Linked DNA regions of Homo sapiens: all the other regions are linked to region 1. The links are chromatin contacts, found by Hi-C or POLR2A ChIA-PET in ENCODE. All regions are on one chromosome and are shown on one strand. Each heading gives the region's core, a stretch centred on a gene start or an enhancer-like site at or near the end of the contact. The rest is flanking DNA. Distances are from core to core; before and after follow the strand shown.

What was found. Hi-C counts contacts between places; a loop is a spot of excess contacts on that map. ChIA-PET counts read pairs that join two places held with the same protein, here RNA polymerase II (POLR2A). Pooled maps may share reads with other maps.
Region 2: a loop to region 1 is called in a pooled map, with 5 times the contacts of the local background. The contact joins the enhancer-like site here to the promoter of SKIL in region 1. A Hi-C loop is called at or near these places in 4 of 37 single-sample maps with no recorded cell type and 8 of 50 pooled maps.
Region 3: a pooled map shows a loop between it and region 1 (5-fold over the local background). The contact joins the enhancer-like site here to the promoter of SKIL in region 1. A Hi-C loop is called at or near these places in 5 of 37 single-sample maps with no recorded cell type and 9 of 50 pooled maps. POLR2A ChIA-PET finds 5 or more read pairs at or near these places in 2 of 52 experiments (Panc1 and T-cell).

Annotation. Positions count from the first base shown.
Region 1 is chr3:170,356,306-170,359,143 of GRCh38, reverse strand. It overlaps SKIL (SKI like proto-oncogene), which reads right to left and starts at 1,429. Exons shown (of 7, transcript NM_005414.5): 1 at 1,381-1,429. RefSeq lists silencers at 847-916, 1,007-1,136, 1,187-1,416, 1,577-2,476 and an enhancer at 2,757-2,838.
Region 2 is chr3:171,282,191-171,285,028 of GRCh38, reverse strand. The region is part of intron 2 of TNIK (TRAF2 and NCK interacting kinase); the gene reads left to right. Among named protein-coding and RNA genes, the nearest start is that of TNIK, 180 kb to the left of the region's middle. Within about 2 kb of position 1,450, at least 13 of the 41 ENCODE cell types and tissues checked have a DNase peak (open chromatin) inside an H3K27ac peak, as active enhancers do.
Region 3 is chr3:171,254,031-171,256,868 of GRCh38, reverse strand. The region is part of intron 2 of TNIK (TRAF2 and NCK interacting kinase); the gene reads left to right. Among named protein-coding and RNA genes, the nearest start is that of MIR569, 150 kb to the right of the region's middle. RefSeq lists an enhancer at 1,032-1,081. Within about 2 kb of position 1,473, at least 6 of the 41 ENCODE cell types and tissues checked have a DNase peak (open chromatin) inside an H3K27ac peak, as active enhancers do.

The DNA.
Region 1 (2,838 bases), core at 180-2,679:
ATATGAAGACTCTTAAGCAGATCATCTCAATTAGTAGTACCGGGGCTTTCTCAGCTATGCCATTTTAAGGGAGGGAAAAAAATCCATTACTTCATCTCCTATTTAAAAACAAAACAACAGTTTCATCCAAAAAAATCAGATAGGAGTTAACATATCTACCATATGTAACTAAGTTACAATTTTAAGTGGATTAATTCAGCTAGTCCGTGTACACTATTTTTCTGGAATGACTGCAGGCAAAAATTAACTTTCTCTTAAAAAAAGGTTAGCGATTTTACTTAATGGAAGCCAAAAGCTATAGACTCCACGCCTGGGAATCTCCATCCTTCAACAAGACTAATCCGGGACAAAAAGCACAAGGCAGACAAACCTCACAAAGAATGCAAATGGAGGAAGAGGGAAAAAGAAAAGACTCTTTTTCCACTTCCTTCTTGAGAGAAAAGCCAAAAGAAATCCAATAAATAGAAATTTTTGCTTCCCAAACTCTCAGCACTTTACCTTAAAACAGACCCAAAGGATTAAGGACCAATGCCACCAACCATCGTACAGACTTTCGTCCACCACAGGAACACACCTTACTCAACACAGGCCAAGGAAGAGAGCAAGAGGCATGACCTAGAATGGGGGAGCCCCTAAAACCCTGAAGTCCTCCGCCCACTCAAAGCCACCCACCTATCTCTAACCCGGAGAGAGGGAGAACAAGGGACACGGGAAGCCTGGGGGTGGGTGTGCAAGGGGGTGGAGGGAAGTAAAGGGAGGAGTCCCCCCACCCCCACCGGCGAGCCTGGGATAACCCCAAGTGCCCTCCCAACACCGCCCCCCCGCGGGGGCCGCGGGAAGGACTGTGGAAATCCACCCCCCCGCGCACCCTCTCCCTGGGAAGTTCTCGGGTGTCACCTCAGCGCCCCTAATGCTGCACCTCCCCGCGCCAGCCCCGGGCCAGAACGAAGAGGACACCAGGGCAGTTTAGGCGCCGGGCGCGGATCCCTGCGCCGCCGGGGGCTGACGGACCGGGTCGAGACCAGGGCATCCCCGCGGAGCGCTGCTGGACTGGGGGAGGGGGGCGGTGACGGGCGTCCGGGTCTCCGGGGTCCCCGCGGCTCCCGTCAACTACAGCGCCCTGCCCTGCCGGCGCCCACCGCCTGGGGCCAACGAAGCGTGATCAGCCGTGGAACACCCGCCTAGCGACCCCCTCTGGCCCCGACCCCACCCGGGACCCGCGCATCCAAACCCCCTACTCGGGCCTCGGTGCCCGGGTAAGCTCGACGAGCTTTGTGAATTCCCCACCGCCCCTGTCGCCGCCGTCGGGCTCCTAGGAGGGTGAGCGCCTCTGGCCTCCCGCCGCCTCCGCCGCGTCGCCGCCGTAAGCCGGAGCCGCACCTGTGCCCGCCGCCGCCGCCGTCGCCGCTCGCCCGCTCCCTTCGGCTGTGCCGGCGCGGCTCCGAACCCCACACACATCGCTACACACAGCCCTCTGACGTCACCGAGTCCTCGGCCCGCCCACGTCACTGCGGAGACACACAGCTTCCCGCAGACGCCGCCGCCGTCTCCGGCCGCCCGGGGGAGAGCGAGGGCGGCGGGGAGGGGGAGGGGAAGGGAACGGAGCCAGCGGCGGCGCCGCGCGCGCGGGCCCGCCGGCGTCGTCGCCGCCGCCGCCACTTCGCGGCTCCCGGCCCCCTCGTGGACGCGCGTGCCGTCTGGCCTATTGTGGCTCCTCAGAGCGCCCCCCTGGCCCCGTCGTCTCGCGCGCGTGCCCCTCCCCCCAGGCGCGCGCCCGGCGCTTCTGGCCCCGCGCGCCGTCTGGGAAGCTGGCGCGCGGCGCTGTCTGCGGTGCACCCGGCGCAGACAGGATGTTCCCTCCCCACCCCACCCTCACCGCCGCCCTCCCTCCTTCCTTCCTCTAGTCGCCCAGCCGGCTGTCTGGGGCCACCGCCCCGCCCCCGCCCCACCCGCCGCTCTGTGGTGATGGGCCAGACGCGGGGGCGCCCTGGCCGCTCGGACGCCGCGCAGCGGGGAAGAGGGGGCAGGGCAGCCGCGCGGTGCACTGTGCGCGACCCCAGCAGCCGGCAGGGCGGAGGCAGTGCCCGCCCGGCAGAGTGCCGCCGCCCGAGGTCAGGCACGGGCGACCCTCCCCCTGCGGGGCCGCAGCTGGGCCGCCCCGCCCCGGAGGCAGCCGGGCGGCGGCCGCCCTGCAGGGCCCCCGGGGCCGGCTCTGCTCCCCGCCCCCGCGGGACCTCCCTCCTGGGCTGCCCCTCGCCCCCGCGGGGCCTCCTGCCCGAGGGCCGCCCAGCCAGCTGCCGGCGCTCCGCCCCGCCCCGGCGGCCCCGGCCTCGCCCGGGCGGCCTCCACCCAGACGCCTTCCCCTGGCTGACCTCCATCCGCCATCGGGCCGGGCGGGAGGGGTGGCCAAAGTTCCGGCAAAACCGAGAGCAAACATTTCTGTCCCTACTCCCCAGCCTCCTGCCTCCACCCCACCAGGCTGCTCTCTCGGTTCCAGAAGGGAGCTATAAATTAAAGGTTTTTACAGTGTTTACTGAGGGTGTTTTTTTGTGTGTGTGTTTTTTTGGAGAGGGACGAGACGAGGTAGGGAAGATAGGACTCAAGAGCTTTCCGGCTGTGACCCTCTGAGGCGTGTAGGGTGGTCTTCCTGGTTCCCAGGGTAGCCGATTAGCATATTGAACTCTGCAGAGCTGCTCCGTCACATTTCGAAACACCAAGAAATCCCCTTTTCTCCACCCCACCACAAGATCAGGAACTGAAATAGTCCACCGAGTAGCAGTGCACAAAATTCAGGAGACTCGAGCTTTGTCCCTTTTTTCCCCCCCATTTTCGTCCAAT
Region 2 (2,838 bases), core at 201-2,700, 930 kb before region 1:
TCTCAAGGAAAGAAGGTTTTAAAAATAATTTTCTCTGCTCTCCATTTCTCTTACTGTAAGCATGTGGCAAAGTCTTGGCATCTGCTCAGAATAAATTTTCTGCTTCCTTTCTGTCTTTTAGTCAGCGCACGCTTTCTCTGAGTTCTCCCCCTTACTCCTTCCCTGCTTTAGTAATCTACAGGAAACCAGACCTTACTAATTTGAGTGCTTGCTCTTAGAATTACTTATTACTGTATTAATACATATTTGCTAGAGTTTGTGGAGGATTTGTATTGCTCTAGGTGCTAATAAAAATGTGTAAAAGACAGGCCCCTTAAATAATGTGCAATTTTGAGGGAAACAACAAAGGCAAAAGGATTTCTTTGGGACTGGCTATTTGCAATAAATTGCTCATTTGATTTTATTTTTTATTTTTTTTTTAGCATGCAGGAGGTTTATTAAGAAATGCAATGACGGCAGGATTGGCCAGAGAGAGAAGTCAAGACATGATGCATTCTCAATGGAATGCCTCAGCTGACCATGTGGGGAGTTCTAAAGACGGACTGATGATTCAGAGTGCCCCATGTTGATTTATCAGTAATTTGTTTTGAGCTGCCCTGGAAAGCGGGTGTGAAGTTGGTTGAGAAGGCCCCAGATTTCTCATTTTAAAATGCTGCATGTGAGAGGACATTTTTCACAAAGAACTACTAAATTAAAAAATTGGGGAATAGAACCCTACTATGAACGGAGTGTGTTTCTTCTATTCAGGCACATATTTTTGCCTAATATCCAGATGCTGTTTCCAAAGCTATTTTTTCATGAAATTGTGTTGCTCTAGAATGCTCAATGGTTCTCAAATTTTAGTGTGCATCAGAATCTTAACAATGAGGGGCTAAGACACAAATTCCTGCCCTCCTCCCTGCCGCCCCCCTCCAGAGTTTCAGATTCATAGGTCTCGGTTGGGTCTGAGAATTTGCATTCCCAAGCAAGTTAACAGGTGATGCTGATGTTTCTCAGGGGATAACGGGCAAATGGTGAAACCCAGAAAGTTTTGTTTCTAGATATGAGATCCCATTGTCTTTGCCAATGAAGCTGTGCTGTAACTCCATCTTAACAAGTAACCCCAAATTATACCCACCTGAAAGACCTTTGTGGGTTGTGGAAAACCTGGAAGATGGCTGAGAGACAGTACCCTCGAAGTAGTTCTGAGGAGATTGTTCTGCTTGTATTCCCATGCAGCGCCATCACTGCCTGACTTCCTTATGTGTGTCTGATTTGAGGCAGTTCTCTAGGAACCAGTTCCTGGTGCTGCAGTGCCACTGGCAGCTTCCCAGGGCTTCCAGAACCCTAGTGGCATGGTGGGAACTCCTGTTCCTCACCCGACCTCTCCACAGCCCTGGACCTGTAAGGTTTCTTCCAGGCTACATGGAATTAGATTTCCACTTTTCCTTGGTTCACAGGGGGCAGGAGCCAGGTTGGAACGGCTGCCAAGGAGACTGTCTTTTTTCAGAGCCCTTAACTGGCAGTCAGCAAGACCGAACTCCTCTGCTCCTTGGTGAATGGTGATGCTGATTATTTGGAAGCTTTAGCACCAAAGTTTGAAATTCCCCTAAGTGAATGGTTTTGGCGATCCCCTTCCTTTAGTTATACTATTGGCTTTCTCTCATGTTCATTTAGGTTGCCAAATCTTCTGTATAATCCTCATCCCCCATCAAAAGAGAAAAAAGAAAAAAGAAAAAGAGTAGTTCTATTTTTGTGGAAAAAGAGGAAAGAATCCAGGAAACATTTCAGAGAACTGTATGTTTTCTTAGTTCCTTCTCTCCAGACACGAAATCCAAGGAGTATTTGGTCAGTTGCTAACATTACATGAGGGGCTTTTTTTTTTTTTTAAAGTAGGTATAAAATTTAACTTCTCTGCCCACCTCCTGACAAGAAACTGTGGAAAATATCCAGTTTACACAATTTGAATAAAATTATTCCTTGATAAAGGTCACGTTTTCTTATTCATAAGAATCTTCACAGGAAGATAGCATGGAAAGGGACTAATAGGTGCCCAGGTTCCACTCTGATTGTGCAGAGAATATAAGGCGGGCCCAGGCTGTAAGGAGCCCTCCTACATCATTCTGCTGGTAGAATTAACAGCAGCAATTGCCCAGGTCTGTTGTAAGATTAGGATTCTGCCCACCCTCTGGAGCTGCCACCATTCTGCCTTCTCTTTCTTAGAGTTTTGTATTCTAAGTTTTTACTTTGAATCTTGAGAATAGAAAATAGTTTTCAGTCTCTTGAGATTTTACATAGTTTGTCCATGAGCTTCAGAAATGAGTTCAGTGTAACTGCTTAGATACCTCGATTTATCTTTTTCAGTTTCATTTGTTATTTTTAAAATGCTTTAAGATACGATTAAGAGGCCGGGCGTGGTGGCTCATGCCTGTAATCCCAGCACTTTGGGAGGCCGAGGCAGGTGGATCACCTAAGGCCAGGAGTTCGGGACCAGCCTGGCCAACATGGCGAAACCCCGTCTTTACTAAAAATACAAAAAAATTAGCTGGGCGTGGTGTCAGGCACCCATAATTGCAGCTACTCAGGAGGCTGAGGCAGGAGAAGTGCTTGAACCCAGGAGTTGGAGGTTGCAGTGAGCTGAGATCGCGCCATTGTACTCCAGCCTGGGCAACAAGAGCGAAACTCCATCTCAAAAAAAAAAAAAAAAACAAAAAACCATTAAGAGAATCTGCAGATAGTTCCTTTGGCAGAAATGTTGGTTAAAAAAAATCTTCTGGCTGTGCACCAAGTCAGTGACCTATAAATACTCTGTGCTGGCTCTTCTTTCTCCTCTTTGTGATTCGCTGGGATACAGATCTT
Region 3 (2,838 bases), core at 224-2,723, 900 kb before region 1:
GTGCAGAGGACTCTCTTCATGGGGGGCCAGTGTTACTCTTCTGTCCTGAGTGAGCATTCAGTTTATTTTGATCCCTGGCCTCAAACTCAAATACCCTACTGCAGTCAAAAAGAAACTCCCAAGTCAGAATGGGGATGGTCAGAATTCATCCATTCCTGCCAGTGGTAATAAATGGCTTCTCTTTTGGGTCAGTAGGAAGTAAATTGGATGACTCCTCAGCTAGTCACCCTTTGTAAAGTTCTTTCTGACCTTGAAGCTTAGAGGAAATTGGCTGGAGGGCAAAACAGTATTTCCTAAAGTGTTTATGAAGTAGCTCCCCATGATTCTTCATGGCCAGCACTCTGTCCTTTGTATCTGTGGCTTTGTTTTTTAGTGTTCATGAAGTATTGGAGAAAAGAGTTCCCCAGGCATCTCGTTTGGTTAAGAAGATTGCATCTCCCCATTGGGACATCCTGGCTATTTCCCAGCAAAATGCTCTGCCTCCCTCGACTGTACCACATAAGCTAATTAACCTCTTTATCGATTCTCTTTCTCCTTATTTTAATTTCAGCTGGTATTTCTCTAGGCCCTGGGCCTTGGGAATTGTAGACTCATTTGTTGAACTTCTGGCAGTGTGAAAATTTCTAATAGTTTGCTTTCTGTTCCCATGCATAGTGAAGTAGGCATCAAAGAAAATAATTGATGAAAAAAAACAAGGCTTGGAAAAACCCCGAAACAACAGCCATGCTCAAAAGAGGGAAGAGGACCATTGGGTACTTATTTTTTTTTTCCTTGTTGGGAGCTGTTTTCCTTCTTTTCCCTCTGTGTGGCAAAGTAGTAAATGGTCGTCTTATTAGCTGCTCAGAATACTTTATTCTATAATTCTATATGTTTCTGTGGTTCTATACAACTGCCTTCCTTTGAGTTCCTCCTGGAGAACTAGACCCCTTCCCCCATCACCACTAAGCCATACCCACAATCAATATAAATCCAAGGAGATGGGATGAATTTCAAAACCATAGAGGGCCTAGAAAGTAGAGAAACTGTTGTGGCATTTACGGCTCTTCAATGTCCTTCCAAACAGAAGAATGTTTCTGAAACACTGAGCAGCAGCCACACCTGGGGTCTCTAAAGGCACTCCAGGATATGAACCATGACACCTGATAATGTGCAACAAAATGAGCTTTGTTCTTTTGGGCCTGTGGCACAAAACATTCCTTTGCCCGTGTTCAGGCACCTCAGCTTGAATTCATTTTGTTTACTGACTAATCAGACAACTTTGTATTTATTCTCTGCTGCTTTTGAAGAGGTGGTATAGTGGATAAGTACTTAGGCTACCTTTTTTGGAAATTTGCCTCTGCAAGATGCTTTAAAATCTGTTGATGAGCAGGTGATGTCTAGGTAGTGAATAGAAAAATCGCTTTAGCTTATATCCGGAGTTTGCAAAACAGGAAACTTTCAAAATGATTTGTAGTTTGATTCTGAAACCATCTTAGCTCTAGCTAAGATGGTTGTAACCAGACAGCATTTGTCACCCAGGGAGCTTTAGAAAAATCTACTGTTTCCTCATGGGGAGTAGAGGGATAGATTTTCAAGAATCTTTTTGGTTCATTTGAATGTGGGATTTTCCATAACCTAAAGTAATGATTAATAGTTTCTCTGCTCATATCAGGTTTTGTTGGCCAGATGTTTCTTTCAAGAACTTCAATCCTTTATTGTCTAAATTGAATCAGCATCAGATAAAACATATTGCAACCTCAAAGTCCATTGCAATCCAGCAAAATAAGATGTGGTTATGAACCAAAATTAGAGGAAGAGGCTAGGATGGCACTGAAAATTCTAAGTGATTTTCAGATATGTTAAAAATGGCTTTCTCAAAATTTTGAATCTTTGGAAAAGCCATATGATTAATCTACATGCTAAATCCCTTTTTATTTTACTTCTCAGAACACAATTCCCAAAGCCATTACCATACTCCAAATTATAACGTTTATCTTGCTTATTCAAAAACTGTGAAAAATCAGATCATATTTTCTGAAAATAGCTTTTCTGTACTTATATTTTGCATATCACTTCTGATTATGAAATTGAATTAAAGGAACGAGTCGCTATTGTGTTATCTGCCCACAGATTATTGCAAAATGATAGATAAATGCTGTACTACTAGGATTTCCATTTAGCCCTTATATGTTAGCTGTAAAGGGAGGGATAGACACATGTATCTGTATTAGTAGTTGGGAGTCTTCATCCAGTAATGGAAATTGGATCAGTAATGATCATTGTTTTCTGCCCCAAAGAGAGGCTTATAGGATTATTAATATGAATACTACAAAACATCTGGGTGATGCTTGTATCTAACAGTTTATCTTGGTGATGTATATCCAGAAACTGAATTTACAGTTGCAGGCAGGAAATCTGGGTTTATATTTGAGACTCTGCTTTATATGGGGAAGGGTGAGCAAATATTAAAACTCTAAAAACTGCATTCTCCACTGCTCTAGGTAAAGCCTAAAATTCTGTAAATTAGTTGATCATTCCTTCATCTTGTAGCAGCCTGATAGAGGAAGAGTGTGGTGTGGTCTTTGGGGTCCGAAGAATTTGGAGAATGGTCCTTAAGAAAATCAAATTATCTTTTTAAGACTATTTGGGGTTTTATTCTGTAAAATGTCTTTAGTAATAGACACGCTACATTAAGATCAATATAAATGAGGTATGGAAGGTCTTTGTTCTGTTGTTCCACAAGTACTGGAAGTTACTATTTTCTTGCTAAAATAAACATTCTTAAGAAAAAAGGAAATTTAATATTAATCATTTGCACTTTGGGATGAATTAAGAATTTAAGAGCAGATATTAAAAACA